Linked DNA regions of Homo sapiens: region 1 is linked to region 2. A link is a loop called in an ENCODE intact Hi-C map of the cell type or tissue named here. Cell type or tissue: HCT116. All regions are shown on one strand.

Region 1 (8,000 bases), 110 kb after region 2:
GTTCCTATAGACGGAACTTCTGATGTTAGAATCATAAGGCTTTTATGAATTGCTTAAGATGTTTTTCAGATCCTGAATTCCAGCAGCAACGGCTGACACCCACCAGTTTGAAGACCCCCCACAACAGGGAACCAGATCAGCTTGAGAATACAGTTTCTTCATCTCCCTGTCTCCTGGCTTTACCCTGCACCCTTCGACCAATCAGTGATTCCCCAGACCTCAGCCCACTCCAAACCCCTAAAAACCTCTGGCCCCAAACTCCTCTGGGCGGTGGATTTGAGGTTTCCTCCCCCTCATTTGGCTGCCTTATGATTAAACCTCTTTCTCTGCTGCAACCCTGTGTCTCAGTGCATCGGGCAACGAACCTGGTAGAGTTACCAACCTGTGGGATCTGATGCTATCTCCAAGTAGAAAGTGTCAGAATTGAATTAAATTAGGGGACATCCAGCTGGTGTCCAGTGGAGAATTGCTTGCTTTGTGTGTGAGGAGAAACCCTCACACATCTAGTGTCAGAAGCATTGTGTTGAGGAGTGTGTGAGAGTAGAGAGTAGGAAAAACATTCTGAGTTCTGGATATGGTGCAGTTTTTTACTGCATCCTGGACATTTTGATTCTTCTGTCAGGAGACTCTTTTTTGTTTTTTGTTGTTTTAAATTTTTTTATGTTTTGAGACAGGGTTTTTTGCTCTTGTTGCCCAGGCTTGAGTGCAATGGCATAATCTCAGCTCACTGCAACCTCCGCCTCCCGGGTTCAAGCAATTCTCCTGACTCAACCTCCCAGATAGCTGAGACTACAGGCAGGTGCCACCATGCTCGGCTAATTTTGTATTTTTAGTAGAGACGGGGTTTCACCATGTTGCCCAGGCTGGTCTCGAACTCCTGACCTCAGGTGATCCACCCACCTCGGCCTCACAAAGTCCCGGGACTATAGGCATGTGCCACCATGCCCAGCTGGAGATTCTTGATCCTAAGTCTTCTGTTTCAATGAGGCTTCACCTTGTTTAGGTTTGATTCATAGGATCTGGTCGACTTTTGTGGGCATTTGTATCAATGACAGTTTAGTTTTCTGAGCCCTTTGAATTCTATTCTGGTTTTGTTTTGTTTTTCCTCTTTGTTCTCCTGGTATTGCTGGGGTTCACACTCAGCCTTTGCTGGTGCTCTCTGGGGGTGGAAGCACACTGTGGAATCTCAACAGAGAACAGGGAGACACAGAGCTCGGCTGATGCCAGCCCAGCTGGTGGATCAGACGGGCTGCAGGGACTCTGGTTGTGGAAGGAGGATTCAGGATCCCAACTCAGGCTCTGCTGGGCTTTCCCTTTCGTTTGGCTGGACAAAGCAGGCTTCTCTTGGATTATTTTGTCTATTCCTGTTGGTGGTTCCAAGTTGCAGGCCCATCGGGTGCCCAGCCTGAAGGTACGTGGGAGATAAAAAGGAAACCTAGGGGACTCACCAGACCTCTCAAGTCTTGAAGCTCCCAGCCAGTCTGCCTTCCTTCTCTCGGCTTTCAGAGTCCTTGTATCATGGTCCATTGACTAATTAGCGGGGTATGTAGTTGTATTTAGAGGGTAACAACAGAGAAAAGTGACTCAGTGCCATCTTCTTCTGGAACAGAAAGCCCATTTGGGTGACTGATTTAAAAAAAAAACAAAACAGGAAAACAAATATTCACTAATGTATTTTGCTTGGTAAGCAAAATGTTTCAAAATGTAGAGGAAAACAGTAAGAAAACCTCTGGTTGGTGTTATAGATTGAATTGTGTCCATTACAAAAGATGTGTTGAAGTCCTAAATCTAGTATCTCAAAATGTAGTGTTATTTGTAAATAGGGTCATTGAAGATGTAATTAAGTTATAATGAGTTCACACTGGAGTAGGATGGGTGGGCCCCTAGTTCAATGTGATTGGTGTTCTTCCAAAAAGAGAACAATTTGGACACAGACACAGAGGGAAGATGGCCATGTGGTAAGATTGCTGGTAGAAATGAGAACTGGACACCCCAAAATGAAAGCCTCAGCAACAGCCTCTTCCCCAAGGTGGGCCATAGAAACCAGAGCCCCCTTTCCCCCAAGCCAGCCATAAAACCTAAAAATAGTCTAACTTTCCCTCTCCCTCTCTGCCATTTGGTATAAAAACTGGCCATAAAGACATTAATTATTTGACTTATCTCATCTGATAAGAGCTTATAAGGCCCCCGTTCCAGAGATAGTCCTGCCCCACACACAGAAAGAAAGTATTATGGTTTGGCTGTGTCCCCACCCAAATCTCATCTTGAATTGTAGTTCCCATAATCCCCATATATCATGGAGAGACCTGGTGGAAGGTAATTTAATCATGGGGGCAGTTACCTCCATGCTGTTCTTGTGATAGTGAGTGAGTTCTCATGAGATCTGAACGTTTTAGAAGGGGCTTTCCCCTCCTTCGCTCTGCACTTCTCCTTGCTGCTGCCACATGAAGAAGGACATGTTTGCTTCCTCTTCCACAATGATTGTAAGTTTCCTGAGGCCTCCCCAGCCCTGCTGAACTTTGAGTCAATTAAACCTCTTTCCTTTACAAAAATACACAGTCTTGGGTATGTCTTTATTAGTAGTGTGAGAACAGACTAATACAGAAGGAACGCTCTACAGAGAGGCCAAGAGGAATCTAACAGACAGCCTTCATGGGTTTCCCCACTCAGCCTATTAACATTAGATCTTATCCTCTTTGTCCCCTTATATTTCTACATAGCTGCCCGTAGTTTGTTGAACCTAAGCATAAAAATGGCCAGTTTCCCTATATCTTTGGGTCTTCATTTTGAAGGCTCCTGGGTGATACAAACTATGACCAAATAAGTTTGTTTGTCTTTTCTCCTAATGAATCTGCCTTCTGTCAGTTGATTTTCAGTGAACCTTCAGAGGGCAAAGGGGACATTTTCCCTAGGCCCCTGCAAGGCCGAAATTGGAATGGTGTATCTGTAAGCCAAGGAACTCCAAGGATTGCTGGTTGTTACCAGAAGTGTGGAGCAAATTCTCCCAGAGTCCTGAGAAAGATCAACCCTGCCGGCACCTTGATTTCAGACTTCTAGCCTCCAGAGCTGTAAGGGAGTAACTCTATGTTGTTTTAAGCAACAAAATAGTTTGTGGTACTTTGTTACAGTAGCTTTAGGAAATTAGTACAATTGGGAACTAGTGACCTGGTATGCTTAAACATGGGAGAGACAAACAGACATACAAGATGCATCACAAACTCAAAGTCAGGACAACCCGTTTTCTAGGCACACATTCCCATAATGGGACAGAGAACTGAGAGCAAAGTCTAGGAGGTGTAGAGACTGGTCTGGAAGCACCTGGATGCTTGGTTTCAACTGCCTGCCCTTGAGTGGGCCACATGGCAACAAGCATCTCCCCGTAACAATGATGGACTAAGGTCAGATACTCCCTTCTGTTGGCTGGGCAAACAGCAACCCTTACATTACAAATGGTTGGGATGAAATATTTACCCAAATGACATTGCTCAGTGTGGGGTTGTGGCATAAGGCAGCTATCTCATTTATTAAAGCTGATTTACATGGACTGATTTTGGCTTCCACAAAGAAACCATGAGGTCCTAACTGTAGTACCTCCAAATGTGACCTTATTTGGAAACAGGGTCACTGAAGATGTAATTAAGTTATGAAAGTTACTTTGGAAAGTAACTTCAAATGAAGAAGTAGGGCAGGAAAAATGTGTCCCCTAACCACCATCAAAAACAGGAGAATGTACATGTATTTCATCCGTTACATTTTTTTCCACAAGTATTTTTGCTTTGAATCCTCACTTTAGAAACTGTTTCTCCTGAAAGCTAGGTGGCATTTCAGGGTCACTCTCTGCTAACAGGTGAAGGCCTGTCACAATTTATTACTATTTCAGTTAAAAGATTCACTCAAATAAATCACAGAGATTCTTAAAGTTGCTACAGAATCAGGGCACTTTTTGGGTTCTAACTTGGAGGGAGGAATTCAAGACCACAGACCCCACTTTGATGTAAGCATTTACACAGAACTTGGATCTGACTCAGAAAATTTTAGGACCACCTGGGGCAGATGGAAGAAAGTATTTAATGAGCACCTACTGTGTTCCAGGACCCATGGTAGGTGCATTTCACGGAAATCACATCTGTTACCCTGTGGTCCTGTGGCAGAGACATACAAAGGGGGTCGTTTCAAATGGAAAACATCTAGTTAGTCTGCAATGATCCAAACAAAAATTTTAAAAGAACACGATAGTTCCTTCTCTTAGAAGCCCAAAATCCACTTTCTTGGAGTCTAATGAAATGAGCCCTTTTTTTTTGGAAATGCAGTGACTCCAGGGTCTCCAGGCAGGAATAAATCTTGGCTCTGAGTAGATCTTTCATCCCCTGTAATGAATTCCTCAGGCCCTGCCAGTCCGAGAGCAGCAACGGCTCCCTGAGAGGCCTGTTCTCAGGACAGAGTTTCATTGTATTCAACACTGTGATCTTCCTGCCAAAAATTAATCCCACAAGCCACATCTTGAACAACACCCCCACCCCCACGCAGTCTGAGCCTCCCTCAGACTTTTGAATTTGAAGAAGTTGGAAAGATTTGGAAAGCGGGGGTTACTTTCTTAAGCAGGACAGATGCATTGAGACCACCTTGCCAATCATAAATAGAAGACTGGCTTCAGTTCCTCGGTCATAATTAAGCAAAACCACAATTGTTTCTCAACAAGCCCCTGACTGTTGTGTTCTCTGTCCAGGTGGCCGGATCACAAGACCCCAGGTACTTTTAAGGAAGTGGACTGGTCATGTGTGTGTCCTCTATATCATCCTTTTTGGCTCTCATTGTCGTTGTGTGATTAGTTACGGTATCATGACAAGACCTGGGGAGAGCGAGGTCACCTTCTGAGATAAAACACTCAGCAAGTGCCCCCCAGTGGTGGTGGTGGTGGTGGTTTTTAATTGACAAATAATAGCTGTATATATTTACAGGTTGCACTGTGGCTAGAGGACATTATGCTAAGTGAAATAAGCCTCCGGCAGTTGCTAGAACAGGTGAGGCTCTGCGGGTTCTCAAATAACAGTTACTATTTATATGTCCCTGAAGAGTCTTCCGGATTTGGGAGCTGCGGGTGAACGGTATGAGCAATCGTAAAAAATCTGAGCAGCTGCAACTTCCACCTTGCCTGGGCCTGGCTCCATCCTGCAATATCTCCCTCCCAACCTCTCTCCTTTATCTGTCCCCCATCCCTCCCCATGCCAGAGTTAGGGGCTTTGCATGATACTGTTCTGCCTAGTGCTTGCTTTGCTGTTAAACTTCAGTCAACCTGAATCGCTGAATCCCTGGAGAAATCGAGTGGTTAAAATCTCAACATGGGAATTTTAGGTCCTTGTCAATCACATTCTAATTTTGACCTGGGCAGGTGTGATGCGTGGGTCCTTCTCTCCCTCTGCCCCACCCAGATACATCATCCCAAACTAGCACCAGGCTGACACCCACTCAAATACCTCTAAAGTTACATAATTGTCTAAATATAAAATCCAGACTCTCTGGCCTGGCATTCAAACTTGCCTACTCCCAGCCCTTCCCCAGAAGACACCCTAACGTACCTTCCAATGGTCTTTCCCACTTATTATTTATTTATTTATTTATTTATTTATTTATTTATTTATTTATTTATTTTTGTTAGCCGGAGTCTCGCTCTGTCACCCAGGCTGGAGTACAGTGGCGTGATCTTGGCTCACTGCAACCTCCGCCTCCCGGGTTCAAGTGATTTTCCTGCCTCGGCCTCCGAGTAGCTGGGACTACAGGCACCCGCCACCACGATCGGCTAATTTTTGTATTTTTAAAGAGACGGGGTTTCACCCTGTTGGCCAGGCTGGTCTCGAACTCCTAAACTCCTGACCTCAAGTAATCCACCCACCTCGGCCTCCCAAAGTGCTGGGATTACAGGCATGAGCCACCACGCCTGGCCCCACTTACTCTTTATTTTTGAAAATCACACTGCTTTTTCAAAAGTTACGAGAGACATGTTAGTTGCCAAACCCAAAGCACTAAGTTCTAGCCTCTGTACTGATTGGTGCCAGGCACCTGCTGGCCTCTCCTGCTTTCCTAAACATCTCCCTGCCTTTCCTCCCACTCCACCATGCTCTCCTGGCTCTTTAAAAGCAGCTCCACTCTGTTGCCTTTTCTCTAACCCCTCTTCCTTCTTCTGTTCATTTAACTTGGATTTCATAAGAATCCTAATGACCCTAGCTGCCATTCCCTGGGCTCTGCCCTGGTGCCAGGCATTGAAATCAGGGCTTTACACACACAATCTTATTTAATTCTCATCATTGCCCTGTATGGGAGTTTCTATCATTATGCCCAATTTACAGATTAAGAAATTAAGGCTCAGAGAGATTCAGCAATCTACCCAAGGTCACACAGCTAGTTAGTGACAGAGCGGGGCTCAAACTCAGGTATGACACCATAGCTGTGGTGTTCATTACCACCCTGGAGGCTGTTTGGCCTCCTTTCCTCTCCCCACTCCTCCTGTCCAGTTTCTTCTCCTCTTTTCCTCCCTCTACTCCCCTCCCCTCTTCTCTCCACTTGCAGTCCTCTTCCCTTTGGAAATCTCATGGATCTTGGAGCTTTGCACTGCTGCCTGAATGACCTCCCCTCAAAGCTCAACCTTCAGCCTCCATTTATTGCTTGAGCTCCAAACGCATCCCCATATTTACAGCTTTCTGATGATCACCTCTTCCTTCGTGAGCCTTGTAGGTCCGAAGATAGCCCCTCACCTCCTCTCTCCTGCCTTGCCCCAAGACCCTGCTTTCCTAGCCAGCATCACTCTCCTCCTGCTCACCTAGACTCAAGGCCTCTCTTTCCCTTGGGTCACCTTTCCCTCCCCACCCCCACCCAGTTCACACACCTCACTGGTCCTTCCCTTCCGCCTCTCAGTGGCTCAAATGTCTTTCTTCCCCTCCATCCCACCTCCATTTGGCTATGTCAGGCGTGGGTACCGCTTATTTCCATCACTGCAAGGGCCTTTGGTTTTAGAGCCTGTTTTCCTAACTCACATAGCGATGTCAAGTAACTTTCCATGAGCTGGAGCTCAGATTGAATTCATAAAAGCTAACTCTTACCTAACATGAAATGGCAGGCCCTATTGCAAGGGCCTTACCCACTCAGTCCTCACAACAACCCTAGGAGGTAGGTACTGTTGTTATCCCCATTTTGCAGGTGGGAAACTGAGGCTCAGAGAGGCATGGTCACTTGTCCTAGATTCCACAGCTAATAGGTGGCAGTTCTGGTATCTGAATCCAGGCAGCCCAACACCAAAATGCCTGCACATAACCACTACTCCCAACTGGCTCATGTCACACCCCTGCTCAAAACATTCAGTGGCTCCCCATGGCCATTCTTGAGGCCGCCAGCTCTGTGATGGATAGTATCTGTGTGCCTGGAGGGACAGAACTGGCTCTTGGAGGAGTTTGCATTGTGCCAGCCCTAGACATTGTGCATCAGTGGCATAGGCAGAGGGGTTCTTGCAATTTGCCAACCAGCCAAGTGAATCGATTGTCCTCAGTGGGGTCCTGTTCCCAGAAGGGGCAGCAAGCGAGGGAGGGAGACACAGATAAGTTGTCCATTTCACATTTATCTCAGGGAGTGAGAGTTGAGATAGGGTCTCCTCGTACCACTGGTGTGGACAGAAAGAGCAACAGGGCAACAATGAACACTGGTGGTGGCCCTGGGGAATTTGGCCTTGCAGGGTGAAGTAATCATAATGTATGTTGCTTTTTAAAGGGGTGCCCAAGGAGCGCCCTGTCCTCAGACCTCCCTCGCTCAGGGATGTTTACCTGGAAGAACGAGAGGGCCCGATAACAAAGACATTGGGTTCTCGCCTCCAGGCCTCGAGACTGACTCTGTCCTAGCTGCTGTATCTTCAGGGGCTGAGGATGTTGAGAAAGTCAGAGGGAGGTTACCCAGGATAAGATAGAAGGCTCCAGACTACACAAGCCCTATTCTTTTAGAGTGAGCGGTGCAGAGTC
Region 2 (8,000 bases):
GGCCTTGCTTGATGAAGGCTCCCGGGCGGTTCTCAGCCACCTGGGCCTCAGTGATCTGGGCAGTGCTGGGCAGGGCCTTCCGGTTCCACTTGATTCTGTGCTTGATGCCCCTCGTCTGGACCGCAGAGAGGTGGCTGAAGAGCAGCATGCAGACAGTGGCCAGCCACCACCAGCTCAGGTGCTTCCTCATCGCGTCAGAACCTGCCAGAGAAACGGCGGTGGGTCAGCTCCCCACCAGGCCTGCCTGGGCTCCCCTGCCCCCTCCCAAGTGCAGGAGATTTTAAGGAAGGAATCGCATCCTTGTGCTATTTATGTGGTCTCAAAAGCATAATTGTTTCCCCATGTTTGGGTTGTGCAGGGTTAACTCAAACACCGAGCTCCTTTGCTATTGCTAGGATTACATTCACTCAGGGCTCTGGTCCCGGTTTCCGAGACAGGTAAGAATGGCAAAGGGCAATTATAGTGGCTTTGAATACGCATGGGAAAATAAAGGAGTGGTGACTTAATACATGTAGGTTTTCTTTGATACTCCCAAGTCTTTCAAATCAAGAAATCCCTGGGAGGAAAATACAATAGAAGAGTTGGAATCAAATGCTGGTGGGCATGGACTATATGTGTGTGTGTGTGTGTGTGTGTATACACGTATATATATACACATATATATGTATATATACACGTATATACACACACATATATACATATATACACACATATATGTATATATACACACATATATATATACGTATATGTACAGACACACACACATACACACACACACACACACACACACACACACACACACATATTTTAGAGACAGGATCTCACTCTGTTGCCCAGGCTGGAGTGCAGTGGCATGATCATAGCTCATTGCAGCCCTGAACTCCTGGGCTCAAGCAATCCTCTTGCCTCAGCCTCCGGAGTAGCTGGGACTACAGGCACACACTACCACACCCAGCTAATTTTTAAATACATGTTGTAGAAACGGGGTCTCACTATGTTGCCCAGGCTCAAGTGATCCTCCCACCTCAGCCTCCCAAAGTGCTGAGATTACAGGCACGAGCCACTGTGCCGACTTTAGATTGTACTTTCAATCTCCCCTCTTTGTTCTTTATTGCTCTGAGCTGGCACTGTCTTGGGGGCATTCTGCCATCCATTCTGAGGAATTCACTGGCTGCTGATCCTAAAGGGCTTTGCAGTAATGAGAGAGAGAGGAGGAGGAAGGAAGGGAAAGATGGAAACGTAGCAAAGGGACCCCTGCCTCCCCTATGTCCAGGGGTCAAGTGTGCTCCAGGCATCCTTTCCAATCTCACCCCTGGGGGACAGTGTGACCATCTGCTTATCCTACTGGCTTTTTATTGCATACTTTCTTCATGCCTGCCACCGTGTTAAGCTCTTCTCTGACATTGCCTAACTTAATTCTCACATAGAGTAGGTACATTATTATCCCCATGTTATAAATGTTGTCCTGGGATTCAGAGAAGTTAAGTAATTTGCCCAAGGCTGCACAGCGGGGAGGTGGCAGACCTGCACTGGGCTCTGTCTAATGCTGCACTGCATGTGTCCACTAGCCATGCCCCACTGCCCATCTGGGTTTCAGGAGAAGACAGTGCTCACACACTGTGCTTTTCACTCACTGGGTATGATGCCCCCTGAGCTGGGCAAAGGGCAAAGGGCAGGGCCCTTGAGGAATTTCGGAGAAAACGAGATGAAAGGGAAGACAGGAGGGCCTGGGGGAACACCAGGAGGGTCCCGGGTCAAGGTGGCCCTGGGACATCCGAAGGGCTGCCACTGATGTCATGGAAAAGCCCCTCACCCCACACCTTAAGGTTGCCTGTCACATTCGGCTCCTGAATCTACAATAGCCATCAAGGAAATCCACTTCCCAAGGCCGACTGTCAGGGCATTCTAGCACCTGGGTCTTTGCCTGTGTGGATTAGGGAAATGGAAGGAGTTCCCATACCGGAGCTTGCCTAAGCTGTCTCCTAGGCAAAGACTTACTGTGAGGCCATGGGGCCCCAGAGCTGGAGGAGGCTGACAGGGAGCTTGTTTCGCCCCTCACACACCCTCCACCACCCTGCTGCAGCTTCCCTAAAAGTGGCTAATGTTCCTCTGATAAAATGTTCAACTCTGATGCCACATTGCTCCTTATATTAAAAAAAAAAGGCAAAACACAGCTGAAGTGATCTCTAGAAGCACATCCAGTCATCTCTAGAAGCCTGCAAAGAGGCCTCACTGACCTTTCCTTGCTTGTAGACATCGCCTCGTCTTTGTCCCAGGGTGGCTATGAGCATCTGGACCCCCTCACCCCACTCTCTCTGCCTCCTGAGCACAGTGAACTCAGACTGACTTTCTCCAAAGAGATCCAAGCATGAAGCAAATATTCATTAGTCTCCTAAATAGGGCCATACTCCACATCATTCCTTTTTTAAGGAGAAATCTTAAATAAGATTAATGGCATAATAGATCATTTCAGGTGAGTCAAATAAAAAAAATAAAAGCACAGCATTCTTGAGAAAGAGATTAGTTTTCATAGGCAGAAGCTTAAAGGCAAAACAAAATCCCAACCCACAAACCCTAAAGTAGCATTTTATTATAGCACCAACTTAGAGAAAGGCAAGCCCAGTGATGACTGGGTATCCTCGCAAGTCTACCCTGAACTTGGGACCCATCCCCAGGTGTGGGAGTAAAGAAATCATTGCATGATTTTCAATCTGGGATCGAGCCTTGATAAGAAACCAGCAGTCCTGACCACAGAAGTGGCCCCCCACGTACCTTGGCTCTCTCTGGAGTGTGCCTCTGGAGCCTCGAGCTGCACAGTCCCCCAGCACACCCTCTTGGCAGCCAGGTCCGCCCAGCTATATAGGAGCTGCCGGGGGAGGTGGCATTCCTGCAGGTCTCCAAATAAGGCAGCCCTTCCCTCCCCGGCAGACCAATCAGGGCTTCCTGGACCACTCCTTCATCCTGAGAAGGATGGACCTTCTCATCACACTTTACTAAGGAAACCACGTGAAAATCTTGATGAAGTTCAGCAAGGCTTCAGAGGTGCCTTTTAGAATTGGAATGAGATGTGTTAGAAGGAAAATGCTTTTCCCATCAATATCTATGACAGATGTGGCTTCAACAAGCCTCGCTGGACATGCATAGTGTCCTGTACCTAAAGGCCGGCCTTGGACAGCAAAGCAGTCTTTGCTGACAGCCTCTGTGGGGAGGTTCAGCTCAAAAAGAGGGCAAGCGTTCACCTGGACCACCACGCCCTGAGGATGGGACCAACAGGGTGTGTGTGTGGTGGTGGGGGGGGGGGGCGCCGGGGGGCGGTTACACTTTCATCGGGTAGTGGGAAAACAGAACTGGTAGGTATGGGGTGGAAGACACGTGAGAAGACTTCCTGGCATGTTGGGCGAGGAATGCTTGAAGGACTGAATTAGCCCAAAGGCCAATAAGTTAAAGATCTGCGGGAACCCCGGGAGCAGAGACACATTGACACGCAGCCAGTCCCCTGGACAGGTGGTGCGGGCTGAGGGCGAGTTCTGCAGAGTGCCTTCTCCTCTACATGGTGTCCGAGCGCTGCGCAGAAGGGGCTGGAGGTGCATTCCTGGGCTTTCCAAAGCAAGAGACTCATTGGTATTGGGTGACCATTTTGGGCCTTATACAGAAGGGACTTGCTCAGGTGTCCCTGTTACAGTTAGTACTGCAAGGCAAAGTCAAAAGTGAATATGGGAGCAAGTATGGGGCCAGATTTTCCTGTAAACAGAATGCGATTTTTATGCTGAATGTGACCCCGTCAGTGTTCACGGTGGATTTGCGTCAGAGCAATTTTGCAAACCAAATTAAACGGTTGTTATCGAGAAGGACAGCAGATAGCGCCAGAGAGCTGACAAAGACCGCAGCCGGTCGGTGGGAAACCCGGGCTTCTGGGCTCTGGGTGGATTTGGGGCCTCCGGTTGGGCCTTTCTTTCTCCTCTGACTTTAACATTTGTTTCACTTCCCCACTTTTTTTTTTTTAAGAACTTTTCTATTTCCTTTCTAGAACCACAGACTTTTTGTGCTTCTGAATACACACAAAACAGAAACACAGTAGTGTAATCTTAGTACAGACTGTTTGCAAAATGGAGATGAAAAAATCAAAATCTCCTAATAGTTCAGTACCCAGAGACAAATGTCAGGACAATTTTGTTTCACATATAGATACTTAGGGCCACAGTGTTTAGAGCTAGAAAGGACTCAGAATTCTGTGGTCCAGCTCCTTTGCATGGTGAGCTCACAGGCCCAGATAGGCTCAAGGTCACCCAGCCAGGCCGGCAGTGCAGCCTCGGCAGGCTCGTTGTCCCATTGTGAACTCTGTGCACTATCCCCCTGCCTGTTCCCACTAGACACAATCATCTCCAACCCCCTCCACCCCTCTTCTTCCTATTCCCTTTCTAAGCAGGACTTTACCCAGAGAATGGTGGGAGGTTGGTTTAGAGCTGACGTGGCAGCAGATTCCTCTTGTTAGTGAACAAAAGGCTGTTTACAAAGGCACAGAGGAATGGGGAAGACTGAAATTGCTACAGAAGCAGGGAGGAGCTCTGGAAGCTGCAAACAAGGCAAGAAAACAATAAGCAGATGTGGAGAATGTGGAGCCGACCCAATGCTGCCTCGCATCCTCCCTCCCTGCCTGTAAAGATCGACAAACAGACCAAGGAATTAGTGTGAGAACATTCATTTCTTCAAAAGAACTGAGAGACCAGGGCCAAGTGAATTACACTATGTTACATAAAGTGGATTATATTATATAGTCTGGGAAATAGAACTGTGTGTAGATCATCTTTGAGAAAGCAGGAAGAATGAGATGGAGACCACAGATCTGGGTGTTCTATGATGCAGGGGTCTATGACATAGTTCTCTAGATCGCGTAAATAATAGAAAATTATGCCAGTTTCTAAAAACGCAACAGGGAATGGCTGAATTCTAGAATGCATGAATGGGTCATTATTTGATCAATTTCCAGCTTTGATTAGACCTTGGACCAGTTTGAGAGCATTTATAGGTGAATACAGTGATCGTTTGGATATAACCTAGCAGGCCAAATTAACTATACCAGGGAGATTACTGTTTGGCAAGATTACCAACCATATTTGTGCCAGGAAAAGAAGAACACAAGAAGGATAAGCCAGGTTCCATTGCTGGCCCATGGCCTAATGGTAGAGAAATCGCTGAAATGTGATTTGGAAAATAATACTTATTTAGCTGTGTAGCTACCTAAACAGCTGTTACAGTCTGAATGCTTGTGTCCCTCAACAACTCATATGTTGAAATTCTCACCCCCGAGGTAATGGTAATGGAGGTGGATCTTTGGGAGGTGATTAGGTCATATGGGTGAAGCCCTTATGATTGGGATTAGTGCCCTTATAATAGAGGCCTGAGAGTACTCCCTTGTCCCTTCTGCCATGTGGGCACACAGTGAAAGATGGCCATCTATGAACCACAAAGTGGGTTCTCACCAGACACCCAATCTGCTGGCACCTTGATCTTGGACTTGCCAGCCTCCAGAACAGTGAGAAATAAATGTGTGGTGTTTATAAGCCACCCAGTTTATGATATTTTATTATAGCAACCTGAATGGACTAAGACAATAGACATACTTAATTTTTTCTTTTTATTCAAGTCTGAGATCCACACAAAGGTGCACATATTTGCAATGTCCAGCATTATGGTTTTTTTTTTTTTTTAGATGGAGTCTCACTCTGTCACCCAGGCTGGAGTGCGGTGGCGCCATCTCGGCTCACTGCAACCCCCGGCTTCCAGGTTCAAGCGATTCTCCTGCCTCAGCCTCCCGAGTAGCTGAGACCACAGGCATGGGCTACCACACTCGGCCAATTTTTTGTATTTTTAGTAGAGATGGGGTTTCACCGTGTTAGCCAGGATGGTCTGGATCTCCTGATCTCGTGATCCACCCGCCTCGGCCTCCCAAAGTGCTGGGATTACAGGCATGAGCCACCACACCCGGCCCAGCATTATGTATTTTTACAAACCAAATACACCATTGTAACCTGCACCTAGATTAGGAAACTGAGCATGACAGCACACTCCAAGCTCCTCATGGCCTCTTCACGCCACAATTCCCTCCCCTATGCTGACCACTTTTCTGAGTCCCATGCCATAGATTAGTTTTGCCTGGTTTTGTATTTCATATACATAGAATTATATAGAATATAATCTTCTGTGTCTGTGTTTTGCTCGAATTACGTATTTGAGGTTCACCCACATTGTGTGTAGTTATAGATCATTCATTCCATTGTAAGAATATTCCACAACCTACTTATCCATTTCCCTGTTGATGGACATTTGGGCGGTTTCTCATTTGGGATCTTATGAATAGTGTTGTCATGAATATTCCTGCATGTTCTTCTTGGTGCCCATATTTCTGTTGAATATATACTCAGGAGTAGATTTGCTGGGTCATAGAATATGCCTATTTTTCAGCTTTTACTATTTTAGAATTTGGACTATGGCTTTTTTAAAATCTTAAATTCACCCTCCTTTACGGTTTGCCCACTCTTCTGCTCCCAAACCCAGCCGCGAGTCTCCATGTGGTTCCTTTGCCACTTGGCACAGAGCCTATTACTGTAGTCACCGGAGCCTCCCATTCACACATTCTGCTGAGCTCATAGAAGTTGAAGGACTGTGTTTCATTCACATGTGTTTGCCTGGCACCTAGCACAGTGCCTGGAATCTAGATGCATCTAGATTCCCTTTATCCCTTGTTGATCGGTGACGGTCCACATCGCAGTTGGTTGGAATACACAAAAGCAGCAAGAGCAAATTTTACAGGGATAAGGGAGACAGTTTTACAGTTGTTGCGGTTGTCTTTTAAATCAAGGGCAGCATGTTGAAGACCCGTCATGGTGGTAGTTGAGATTCTGTGGTATAGAGTTGTTTAGAAGCAGAAAATGAGCCCAGAGGGTGGCCACAGCTTGGAGAAGCAAATGCTGTGCTAATCCATGGATCATTTCCCCTGCAGTTCTCTGCCCTTCCCGGTCAGAGTGCAGTTAGTGTTTGGAACTTGGCTGTGAGCAATTGACTCAGGGCAGGGATTGGGGTGGAGTATGGGGAGGATGGGAGGGAGGTGAGGAAGGGTGGGAGATGAGGAAGAGCAGTGGTCCTTCTGGCTCAGCCGGGACCACTGAAGCAGTTCTTCCTCTCGTGCGGGAATCACCCAGTGTATGTGGGACAGGATGTTTGTAGGTGAGAAGGTAGAAGATGGGGAGCCACTGAAGGCTTAGGGCAGGTACAGGATGAAGGCTGTGTTTTAAGGTGATCTGTCTCTCGGGTTGTCCAGAAAGGAGAGGCCCAGGAAAGGGCAGAAACTCCCACCTGCAGACCCAAAGAAGGGCAAAGAATGCCAGACTCAGCCACCACCGAGTTCCTCATTTAGCCTCCCCATCACTTTGCTCCTCGTCTGCGATGTTTTTAAAAGCATAATTAACCTGATAAGTTGGTCTGCAGTTTGTCACTCTCCCTAAATACACAGGAAAATGTCCAAATGGAGAAAGGCCTCCCCCAGGACGAGGCTACCTGGACCAGATGACGGTCCAGCTTTTACTGTGTCAGAGTGGGGACACCTGGGTTGCCCAGGGGTGGTGTTCGTTCTCGGGGGAGGGGGGTGAGGGCAGGGCGCTGCACAGAGAGTGGACATGAGCCAAAGACATGAGTTCTAATCCCCAGCCTGCCATTCTCGGCTTTGCAGGGCTTAGTCATCATCGATTACAGGGGAGCTTTGGCCTTCTCTCTCATGGAGGGTGATTTCCACCTCAGACAATAAATGGTATATTTGCTGGGCATCTTTGGGGTGACATAAGTTCACACTGAGGATGAGTTTTCTCATCTGTGCAGGGGTATCATGCCTGCTGCTCCCATCATTGTTACAGCTGCTGCGGATGAAAGATTATCAATTGCTGCTTGGCACAGTTGAAACCACAGAATTCAATACAAATCCTTCCCTGAAATAGTGTAAAGGATAG

The links. Hi-C counts contacts between places; a loop is a spot of excess contacts. Peaks named below come from ENCODE experiments on the same cell type or tissue, not always from the same donor. Only the 100,000 strongest peaks of a DNase experiment are listed, where the experiment ranks them.
Region 1: it touches region 2 in a loop (10-fold over the local background); 109 of 110 quality-filtered maps call a loop at or near these places.

What each region holds. Positions count from the first base shown.
Region 1 is chr20:4,610,902-4,618,901 of GRCh38, reverse strand. No RefSeq gene overlaps it. Among named protein-coding and RNA genes, the nearest start is that of PRNP, 72 kb to the left of the region's middle. In HCT116, a CTCF peak has its summit at 4,906 (motif pointing left); a DNase peak (open chromatin) is centred at 4,881; H3K4me3 peaks cover 605 bases.
Region 2 is chr20:4,716,742-4,724,741 of GRCh38, reverse strand. It overlaps PRND (prion like protein doppel), which reads right to left and starts at 2,833. Exons shown (of 2, transcript NM_012409.4): 1 at 2,773-2,833; 2 at 1-201. The coding sequence starts at 190. RefSeq lists an enhancer at 3,911-4,130. In HCT116, a CTCF peak has its summit at 3,860; a DNase peak (open chromatin) is centred at 3,851.